Linked DNA regions of Homo sapiens: region 2 is linked to region 1. The links are chromatin loops, found by intact Hi-C in ENCODE. Cell type or tissue: MCF 10A. All regions are shown on one strand. Links, peaks and the distances in the headings refer to the core of each region. The heading gives the core; the rest is flanking DNA.

Region 1 (5,743 bases), core at 1,554-4,053:
GTATGGGAGGAATCTTTGATCCACTTTCCAATTGGCCAACTAATTTTGACTTGTACCTTGAATGTGACACTTGACTTGGAAGGATCCCTAAAAACAGGCTGGTCCTACCTCCTAGGCTACGCCCGGAGGAAGACTGTTAGGGCGACTGAGGCATGTGGTAGGAGCTCTCCATGGGTTTGGGAATCCTCTCTTTTTTCCACCTGCAACCTACTTTCCAGCAGCCGCCACTCAACATTGACAGAGGACAGACTCTAATACTGTCTCTTCTCATGTTTGAAGCTCCAATTATCATCTCTTCTCCAGGCAAAACTTGTAGTTACTTGAAGCCTATATAAGATTGAGTGTTTATTATGTGTTTTCCTTGTATTCTCTCTCTCCATTCTCACACATCTTATGGAGAAGGCACCATGGCTTCCAGGCCCCTCTCCATCCTGGTCAGCCTTGTTTAACCATGTTATAATTTGACAAAAGTATCTTAATACATGGGGCCTGTCATCTAAAGTTAATCAAGTAAAAGGTTATTAATCTCACCTGTTTCCCTTCAATTTCATCCTTTCACAATGGTATGTCTATAAATCTCCCTCTGTTCCTGTCTCTTTCCCTCCCTCCCTCTCTCTCTCTTTTTCTGCCTCTTTTGCCCAAAGTGTAACGTATTCCACATGCACAATATGGAAGTGTTCTTTTTTCACTAAACATATATCATGGATTTTCCTCTTGGTTAATGTATACAGATCTATTTTCAGAAGCTGAACAACAGCCATTATTTGGATGTAACATAATTAACCATTTTCTTCTTGAGGAATATTCCGGTTGTTTCTTTTTCTTTTTCTTTCCTTGTGTGTGTGTGTATGTACACTTTACCTTCCCTCCTTTTTTCATTCCTTCTGTCAACTGAAAAATCACACAATGTATACATTTAGAAAGGAGGCTTTATTTTTTATAAAGGCTTAGAGCCTGCAGGGTCCTGACAGGCTGGGAGGTGTAGCCTCCGGTAGAGGCCATGAGCAAGCACTGTGAAGGCGGAAAGGCGAGACAGGAAGGTATGCCACAGAGAGTTCATTCTGTCAGTCCTATGATCTCTATGTTAACATTAATTCTGGGCTGTTGTGGCTAAACTGCAAAAGGAAAGGTGCTTAATGAGGCCTGCCTGACCTCCCACCCCATCATGTTTTTAAGATTTTTCCGGGGTCCCCTTGGCCAAGAGAGGGTCTGTCCAGTTGGTTGAGCGGCTTAAGATTTTATTTGTAGTTCTCACTTTCTTCCCTGTCCCCCTATTCCCTCTTTCTTTCTTGAAACTCAATATATAAAGTTGCAATAAGCATCTAGCTCTTTTCCTTTTGTCTTTTGGCACTGTTATTTCTATAACATACACAAATACTGCCAAGAAGCCAAAGTTTGTACCTCCTTCACCAACGTAAGCAGGTACTAATTTTTTCTACAACCTTAACAGTGACAGACATTATTACAAATTTTAAATTTTACCTAGTAGTTTTTTAAAGTTTGCCAATTTTTTATTGCATTATTTGTCCTTTTTGCATCAATATTTAGAAGGCTTTGACTATGAAGAATATTAACTGTTTGGTTGCCATATGTGTGTTCAATAATTTTTCCTACTATTTGATTTCTGGCATTATCTATGATATCTTTCATTATACAGAATATTTTAAATTCATATAGTTATATATGTCCTATATTTTCTTTATAAATCTTGAATTTCCTGTCATGTGTAAGAATGTTTTACTCATCCCAGGGTTATACAAATATTTGCCTACATTTTCTGATACTTTTATTGGTCAATTGCTGCATTTAGATCTTTCATTTATCTTAGGTTTGTTTTTGCACATGGAGTGAAATTGAAATCTACTGTATTTTATTCCTGACAGATAAACAATTAAACATCTTTTTTCTCACTGCAAATAATGTCACATTGATTATATATTCTTGGTATTCTTTCTTGTCTTTCTGTTCTAGTTCATTGATCTAATCATCCATTTCTTTGTCAACCCCTTACTATTTTGATTAGGGTTATTATAGTTTTATCTGGTAAGGCATGTTCCCCACCCCTCCAAACTAGTTCCAGAAAACACCAAATGCATTGGCATTCCGATTGAGATTACCTTCAAAATACAAATTCATTAAGGGAGATTGTTTTTCAATGGTAAGTTCTCCCATTGGGCACGAGGTAAACTTCCCAGTTCATTTTGGCTCTGGTTTTGTGCCTTTCAATGAGATTTTATAGCTTGCTTCAATGGGTTCTGCCCCCTCTTGCTAAATTTTAAAACTATATATAAAATTAAAACAGCTTTTTGAGATTCTGTTCAAGATTCTAAACTCTCTTCTTTACACTAGTGCCTCTTAAAACCACCTTCATTGGAATCACATTGTAAAACACTTATAAAAATGTATATTCTGGCTGGGCGCAGTGGCTCACGCCTGTAATCCCAGCACTTTGGGAGGCCAAGGCAGGCGGATCCTGAGGTCAAGAGATCGAGACCATGCTGGACAACATGGAGAAACCCCGTCTCTACTAAAAATACAAAAATTAGCTGGCGCACGCCTGTAGTCCTAGCTACTCAGGAGGCTGAGGCAGGAGAATCACTTGAACCCGGAAGGCAGATGTTGGCAACAGAGTGAGACCCCGTCTCAAAAAAACAAAAAAGTATGTTCCTATGTCCCCCAAAACTTAAGTCAAAATCTCTGGGTGTGCCCTAGAAACCTGCATTTAAATGAATTCTTACAGGTGTCACCTGTGTACACTGAAGGCCGAGGGCATTGCTTTGTCTACTTTACCCAAATAAGACCAAACATGCAACCTCTCCACACTTCCCTGTTTAACTGAGTTGGAATAGATCAGTTTCCAACACCTTCTCCCACTTGAACTTTTGAACAACCCCATCCCACTGCTTTGGGGGCCATGAGAACTGATGTGTGCCTCTCAGGAGGAGCATACCAGCATCTGTCAGGATACATTTTTAAAATGAGCTGATAATGCCTAAGACCATCATTGTTGATTCTGGCAAGGCTTCAAATAGCAGCAACCAGCAAATATTTCGCCCTTCCCGTGGTTTCTGGCAGTGTTGCAGCTGTTGCCTCATCTAGTGAACATGCCGGGCCTAAGGGCAAACAGACACTTAATTAGGTTAGGGTGAGCTTCAAAAACTCGAGAGTAGGCATAGCAGTAATGACCACCACACTTTCTCACTAAGAATACTCAATGCGTGCAAAGAAATAATTATCCCAAGAAGCCATGGTTTCTTTCCTCTACCCCCCACCTTTTTTGGCTGTTTTATTTGAGATCCATGACCTGATAGAATTACTCATTCAAAGAATGCAGTGGTGTTCAATCACACAATAGGAGCCATGCTCTATGAAATACCTGAAAGCCAGTGTTGGTCTTTAGATGTGAGTTTCAGCATGAGCTGAGTTTCAACAACGCTTGGTATCAACAGCAGAGTCCTATTAACAGAAGAAAAACAGTCCAATCCTGGCCTGACAGAAAAATCAAGGTGAACATGCTCTTTTTCTTCTTTTTTTTGAGACAGAGTCTCTCTCTGTTGCCCAGGCTGGAGTGCTGTGGTGCAATCTCGGCTTACTGCAATCTCCGCCTCCCGGGTTCAAGCAATTCTCTGCCTCAGCCTCCTGAGTAGCTGGGATTATAGGCACCTGCCATCATGCCTGGCTAATTTTGGTATTTTTAGTAGAGATGGGGTTTCACCATCTTGGCCAGGCTGGTCTTGAACTCCTGACCTCGTGATCCACCCGCCTCGGCCTCCCAAAGTGCTGGGATTACAGGCATGAGCCACTGCCCCTGGCCCAAAGTGAACATGCTCTAACCAAAAAGAGACTCAGTTTTCTTAAAAAATTCATGCTTGGTTGGTCAGACCATGCCCAGTGGGACCATTGTGGACATTTTCAACATAGTTGACTATATATTTTATTGATTGTTGTTGTACAAAATGACAACCATCTGCTACCTAGAAGCAAGGATCTCATATGGTCAAGCTGGAATTCAGGGGGCATCTTTTGTCTTTTGAGACTGACCAGAGCAGCAGTACTTCTTTCTGTCCTTCATCTCAGTCACAGACTGAGGGGACCGCTGGTCCATCAAGGGCCAGAGGAAACTAGATCACAAATGCACATGTGTGCACATACATATTCATCTATTCTAGCCTCCATTTATTTGGTTGTCTCATTGCCTATGCTATTTCTTATTTCATTGTGGTGTGTGTGTGTGTGTGTGTGTGTGTGTGTGTGTGTGTGTGTTATGCTGTTATGATGGCTTTGTGGTTTGTCAATTCAGCTAGGCTAGGGTACATTCCCCAGAATTTCCCAGTATGTGAGAGGGGTGGGCTATACCAGATACTCTCTCATAAAGGGTGGAAGGGAAGACGCAGGCATTCTGTAGCATGCACGCACTTTCTCCTAGGTGCTTCTGTGAAGAGACTTCACAGATATAAATAAAGTCCTTAATCAGTTGACTTTAAATTAGGGAGATTATCTTGGGTGGATTTTAATCAATTGAAATGCCTTAAAAGAGGACATATGTCTTTCTGTGTCCGGAATTGGTGGGTTCTTGGTCTCACTGACTTCAAGAATGAAGCCGCGGACCCTCGCGGTGAGTGTTAACAGCTCTTAAGGTGGCGCGTCTGGAGTCTGTCCCTTCTGATGTTCAGATGTGTTCGGAGTTTCTTCCTTCTGGTGGCTTCGTGGTCTCGCTGGCTCAGGAGTGAAGCTGCAGACCTTCGCGGTGAGTGTTACAGCTCTTAAGGCAGCGTGTCTGGAGTTGTTCGTTCCTCCCGGTGGGCTCGTGGTCTCACTGGGCTCAGGAGTGAAGCTGCAGATCTTCACAGTGAGTGTTACAGCTCATAAAAGCAGCGTGGACCCAAAGAGCGAGCAGTAGCAAGATTTATTGCAAAGAGCGAAAGAACAAAGCTTCCACATTGTATAAGGGGACCCGAGCGGGTTGCCAATGCCGGCTCGGGCAGCCTGCTTTTATTCTCTTATCTGGCCCCACCCACATCCTGCTGACTGGTAGAGCCCAGTGGCCTGTTTTGTCAGGGCGCTGATTGGTGTGTTTACAATCCCTGAGCTAGATACGAAGATTCTCCATGTCCCCATCAGATTAGTTAGATACAGAGTTTCGACACACAGGTTCTCCAAGGCCCCACCAGAGCAGCTAGATACAGAGTGTCAATTGGTGCATTCACAAACCTTGAGCTAAACACAGGGTGCTGATTGGTGTATTTACAATCCCTGAGCTAGATATAAAGACTCTCCACGTCCTCACCAGAGTCAGGAGCCCAGCTGGCTTCACCCAGTGGATCCCGCACCGGGGCTGCAGGTGGAGCTGCCTGCCAGTCCTGCGCCGTGCGCTCGCGTTCCTCAGCCCTTGGGTGGTCGATGGGACTGGGTGCCGTGGAGCAGGGGGTGGTGCTCGTCGGGGAGGCTCGGGCCACACAGGAGCCCATGGAGTGAGTGGGAGACTCAGGCATGGCGGGCTTCAGGTCCCGAGCCCTGCCCCGCGGGAAGGCAGCTAAGGCCCAGCGAGAAATCGAGCACAGTGCCGGTGGGCTGGCACTGCTGGGGGACCCAGTACACCCTCCGCAGCTACTGGCCCGGGTGCTAAGTTCCCCATTGCCTGGGGCCAGCAGGGCTGGCTGGCTGCTCTGAGCGCGGGGCCCACCAAGCCCACGCCCACCCGGAACTCCAGCTGGCCCGCAAGCGCCGCACGCAGCCCGGTTCC
Region 2 (5,743 bases), core at 1,325-3,824, 230 kb before region 1:
GTTGGCCAGGCTGGTCTGGAACTCCTGACCTCAAGTGATCCACCCATCTCGGCCTCCCAAAGTGCTGGGATTACAGGCGTGAGCCACCGCGCCCGGCCTAATTCTTTTTACAGTTTTCTTCCAGCACATCCACGCCTGAAATAATTCCAACATCAGTCTTACCTATTTTTCTCTAAGTGTAAAGAGAGCTGGAGTTCAAAGACATACCAACTGTCTACCCTGTTCCAAGGTTTTGCACTTCTTGGCTGACCTTGCCTGGTACTTCTAGCTATTTACGTTTGAATTTAGCAAAACGGGAGTTTTATTTTCTTGACACACTGCAGCAAGATTCTACCTACAGATGAAATGTGTACACTGTAATAAACCTGAATACCTAAGTTAAATAAGGGTTTACACTCCTATCCTTATTTCCTCCTTCCGTTTTCTATTACTAACCATCTTTTAATAAGTATTTCTTTTATGTCAAATGAAGATGTATAATTTGCAACAAATAGGCGTTGAACGCATATTACATTCAGGGTATTATATTGGACTCTAAGGACCCAAAGGGCAATATTTATTAGAGTATATGAATTTTATGATGAGGAGAAGAACTTGAGAGCAGGTGCTCGTGATCACCAATGAGTGGCGCCCACAGAGAGAGCAGGAGAGCCAGCCATCTGGCTTGGGCCAACCAGCAAAGGCCTGACCAAGGATGTGAAACTGGCCAGGCGAGAAGGAGAGAAGAGAGCACTCTACCCCTGGCAAGAGGAAGCACTGTGGGCGAAGACACAGGAGCTGCCTGTGTCAGGCATGTTTGAGAAACAGCGGTGCCCTTTGGCCAAGCACAGGCTTATTCACTTGTGTAACAAACACTTACATGGCACTTCATCCATGTCAGGTTCTGTTTTCCTCTTAGAAGGGAAGTCCTCACAGACAGACAAGCACATGGGTGCTGCTTCAACTTTTCTTTTCTTTCTTTTTTTTTTTTTTTTAAAGGAAACCTCTTACAACAGAAACATGTTTGAATATGGTCTTGTGAGGTAAATTAAGAAATACAAAGTTCTGCTGCAATTTTAAAAGAAATGGTTCAGCTGCAGCTCAGAAAGCTGGGTTACTGGCTTTAGTGTACTACCAGTCATGATAAAAAACAAAGCACATGTTTATCTTAAAATGAAAACCACTAGAATAACATAAAACCAATAGGACAACATAAATGATGTGCTAAGTACCCTATACTGTCCATAATAGCCTTAGAAGAAACCCATCTAATATAAAAGTCTCAGTTCTGTGGATATCTACGGAGGCCTACTCTGTGTTCAGTTCTGCTCTGGGGGATGCGGATTATTACAGATAAATAATGAGACGATCCTCAAGGAAATAAAATACTACCTAGCTGGGAGTTTCACAGAGGAAGCAATTTTCAGATTACTGCAAAGACAACACATTTAAAATGCCAACTTGAATTTAATGTTGTATAGATGTGTGACATGGAGATCTGGAATGGCCAATCCTGGATTGCGTGATTAAGGATCACTGACAAATATCCTTCAGAAGCGAAAAGTTTCTTGTGTTCTTAATCGCATGTTTCAGAAATTTAAAATCCAATGTTTGTCTTTGCTGCAATGTGTCCAATCTAATGTATCTCCAAGAATCTTCTAAGACAGGTGGGTTATTTCTTTTCTGATGATTCAAACTCTTGGCCGTAGCTATTTTACATTTTATACCCCTTGTTATCTCTTTCACTTTCTCTAGTCTCAGACCCACAGGTTAACAACTTGTACTAACTTTATCACTATGAGAGGTGTCTTCTGCCTCTTGCCTTACTTGGAAGGAAGGAGAGGGGAAGGAAGGAAAGGAAGGAAAGAAAAGAAAGAAAGAAGGAGGAAAGGAGGAAGAGATGGGGGAGAGAGAGAGGGAGGGAGGAAGGAGGGAGGAAGGAAGGAGGGAGGGAGGACAGAAGGGAGGGAAGGAAAAAGAAAAGAGAGGAAAGGAAGGAGAAGAGGAGGGAAGGAGAGGGAGAGAAGGAGAGAGGGAGGGAAGAAGAGAGGGAGGGAGGAAGGAAAACAGCTGAAGACACAGTAGGTCATCAGTGTTTGCCACTTGCTGCTGTCCTTCAAGGAGGAGACTGGAACTTTATATCCAGCACCTCACACAGAACCTGGCAAAAGACGTGGTCTTGATCGATATCTGATGAATGAATAGGGAGTGGGTGGATGGATTGCACTGAGAGAAAGTACTGTATTGATCTTTCTCTGTTCTTCCATAGCAGATTTAAAGTTTATGTCTTGATCTTCCAAATTTTATTTCTACTTGGGACAGACAGGATCCTTTAACGAGTGTTTTTGGTTCTACTTTTATGAAATAACAATAATAATGACATGTTAGTTGAATTGACCTATAGAGCATCTGCTATTCTACACCACTAGATGGCGTTTATCAATAGTAATGCTCAAAAGCACCACACATACTCTGCCGAGTAATAAATCTAAAGAAATCAGTACAGAAAAGGCATATACAGCATACACATATATGTATGTAGATTTACATTTTACATTTGATTTCTTTTTAATATTGGTTATGTATCTAGGGCTGCCTATAATTTGGCAAACCACTTCCTTTCCTAATTTTAACAGTCTTATGTAAGAACAGTTTAGGTTCTTAATTAAACTCTAAGCAGCCTCAATGTGTAAGACATTTCACAGAACCTGGTGACTACTTCCAGGTCTTTCTGCAGTGCTGATGGAAAAACACACCCCCTGGGAAAAAATAATCTAGAAAAAGTTGAAAGCAATATGGAGAAAATAAAAAAAAGCAGATAGACTGTTCTGCCTGCCTTCATCATTCGTTCATTCATTTATTCATTTAACAACTAGGGACTGGACACCCAGTATTAAATACTTTGGAGGATGTGTTTGCTGTCTCATAAAGAAAAACTGTCAGAACACTGACAGGAAAATGCTTATGATATTTAAATCCTATAAGGGGACAGATTTTTGTTTTTAAAAAATTAAGAGTTATAAGGGAGAAATAGAGATACATTTGAAATGCTCTATCAAGACTATGTAGTTTCTGCTTTCCAGGTCCCAGGTGGATTAGCAAGGCCACATTTCCTCGTTCTAACATCTGGTTGTCTGCGAAATAGCTGCACTTGAGATTTCCTGGGGAGAGACCTAAGTGGGAAGGCAATTGAGGGAGAGAGATGGGAAGGAAGGGGAGCAAAGGAGCAGTGTGAGGAGGCAATCAGAGAGAAACATGAGAAGAGTGGCCAAGGGTTAGAAAGGTAAATCCTACCCACAAAATCTGAAAATTAAATCTTTGAAACTGCTTTGATGTGGAAAGAGCAAGCTCATACTCTATTTTAAGATTGTAGGAGTAAGGAGAAAAGGACCATAAAAGGAAACTGAAACACCTTAGCTCTCCTAATTCCAGTGTTTCCAGAAATTGTAAAATTAAGTGTCAACATTGCAAAAATGAACGCTGACTACTATGAAATTGTACTTATTTCCAGAAATGCAACAAATGACTAAGTATAGAGCCTGTGGCAGACACCATTTTCATCCTAAGTAAAGAGCCTGTGGCAGACACCATTTTCATCCTAAGTAAAGAGCCTGTGGCAGGCACCATTTTCATCCTAAGAGCTTTCGGCAGACACCATTTTCATCCACCTACAAAACACAGCAACAACAAAGGCCATCAGCATGTGACACTATTGCCTACAACTAAATGACCTAAAGCCAAATCTATCAAATTTTCCCGAAGGCTGGCAACCCTTGCTAGCCATGACATTTGTGATACAGATGTCACTCTGCTAAATACTAGACCAAGAGAGTTTTCTCTTGGATTCTTCTCTTTCTCTGCCTTCCGTGATCCAACAAGAACGATTCTGGTTTCCTCCAACGATCTCTCACACCAGCGTAGCCATCCTCCTTAGGTGTTTTTGTCCTTGAGTATGGACAACTCTCCTAAATAAGCTCTTCGTTTTCTTCCCCCTGGCTTCTAACGCACAGCTTAGATCCCTCCCATGCGCAGTTCACAATAAGGCTCATGCTCCTATGAGAATATGATGCTGCCACCGATCTGACAGGAGGCAGAGCTCTGGCAGTAATGCCAGTGATGGGAAGCAGCTGTGAATACAGATGAAGCCAGCCAGCCACTCACCTCCTGCGGTGCCACTTGGTTCCTAACAGGCCACAGACCCGGGGCCGGGGACCCCTGTTCTAAACCACCGGACACACAGTCCTTTAAGCACATAGATTTCCAGTTCACAATTCTTCTGGGCTTCCCATTGCATACTGAATAACATCAAAGTTCTCCTCACCTTCGTAACATTTACACATTCCATAGACTGCCTCCAACCTTAGTTTCCTGGATGGAACTCTCAGCAGTATTGACCACTGCAGAACACTTTCTCCTTCATGGAACATTCACCTTCCTTTGCCCCATTGTGCTACCTTCTCCTGGAACCCCTCCTTCCTCTCTGACACCTCCCTGCCTCTGAAACTCCTCTTCCTACCACCTTCACATCTGATGCACCTCAGGATTTCTCCTACCCTTCACCTGTTTCCTGACAAATCTCATCTTTTCCAATGTTTACAATTACAATCCTTGTGCTGGGACCCATGAACCAATATGGACAGCCTAGGAATGTATATTCAGCTCCCAGGAACCTAAGCATGCAGATAGATCGATATAGATATAGATAGATGTAGATATAGATATAGATATGTATCAGATGTCAACACTGCAAAAATGAACTCTACTATAATAGATATAGATTATATATCAGATGTTGACATTGCAAAAATTAACTCTGACTACTATGAAATTGTTCTTCTCAGTCAACATGTCTACTTGGATGCCTCAAAGGTAGCTCAATCTCAATACACCTCAACCCAATACATCAAAAAATGTAACTCTCCAGACTCCATTTCCTGTGATCCCCATTTCTGTAATAGCATCACCACCCATTTATTTGTCATTTCCAAAAGCTGGGGCTTCTCCTCAACCCCTCCTTCTCCCTCATGCTTTAATGCAATCAATGACCAGGCCTCTATCTCTACCTCCTAAATATATCTAGCATGTATCTACTTCTCCTAACATCCTTACTGCACCATCATGTCTTGCCAGGACAATAGCAACAGCCTCCTAAATGTTCTGTCTGTCTTCCTGCCTTCTGTCCAGCTCTTCTCTAATTCATCTGCCCTACTGTGGTCTTTCATACATGCAAATCAGATCACCTTCCTCCCTTGCTTTAAAACCCTCAGAGGCTTCCCATTGCCCTCAAGAGAAAAATTCCTTAACCTGGCCCTGTCTGCCCTTTCCAGCCGCCTGCCTTGCTCCCTATTCTTCAGCAATACCAAACAGTTCCCATAGTTCTACACTCCACACATTTCACCTCTCAGCCTCCACACAGACTTCCCGTGTGCCAAGAGTTTCCTTCTCTACCTGCTTCTGTCTTGCTAACCCCTCTTCATCCTTCAGGTCTCAAATGGCTCTCCCTCAGGAAGATCCTTCTTGATCCCTGTACTAGGCCAGGTCAACCCTCTATCTTCTTGTGGAGGTTTGGATCATAATCCCGAAACACACATTCCTGAACACCGTAATCCAGAATGTCAAAACCCCGAAAGATCAAAATCTCTAAAGTCTAAAATCCCCCAAATCCTAATCACAGGACAGTTGCATCATGTTAGGCCAGCTCTTATGGACTATCTGTGTGCAATTGCCCGTAATCTAGCCCTGCAACACACTTTTTCATTTGTTG

What was found. Peaks named below come from ENCODE experiments on the same cell type or tissue, not always from the same donor. Only the 100,000 strongest peaks of a DNase experiment are listed, where the experiment ranks them.
Region 2: a loop joins it to region 1, with 8 times the contacts of the local background. A loop is called at or near these places in 3 of 110 quality-filtered maps.

The regions. Positions count from the first base shown.
Region 1 is chr1:232,866,069-232,871,811 of GRCh38, forward strand. All of the region lies in intron 4 of LOC101927711 (a long non-coding RNA gene), which reads left to right. Among named protein-coding and RNA genes, the nearest start is that of MAP10, 64 kb to the left of the region's middle. In MCF 10A, for the core only: no CTCF peak of the experiment used is centred there; a DNase peak (open chromatin) is centred at 3,073.
Region 2 is chr1:232,633,543-232,639,285 of GRCh38, forward strand. No RefSeq gene overlaps it. Among named protein-coding and RNA genes, the nearest start is that of SIPA1L2, 6.3 kb to the left of the region's middle. In MCF 10A, for the core only: a CTCF peak has its summit at 2,409 (motif pointing right); a DNase peak (open chromatin) is centred at 2,419.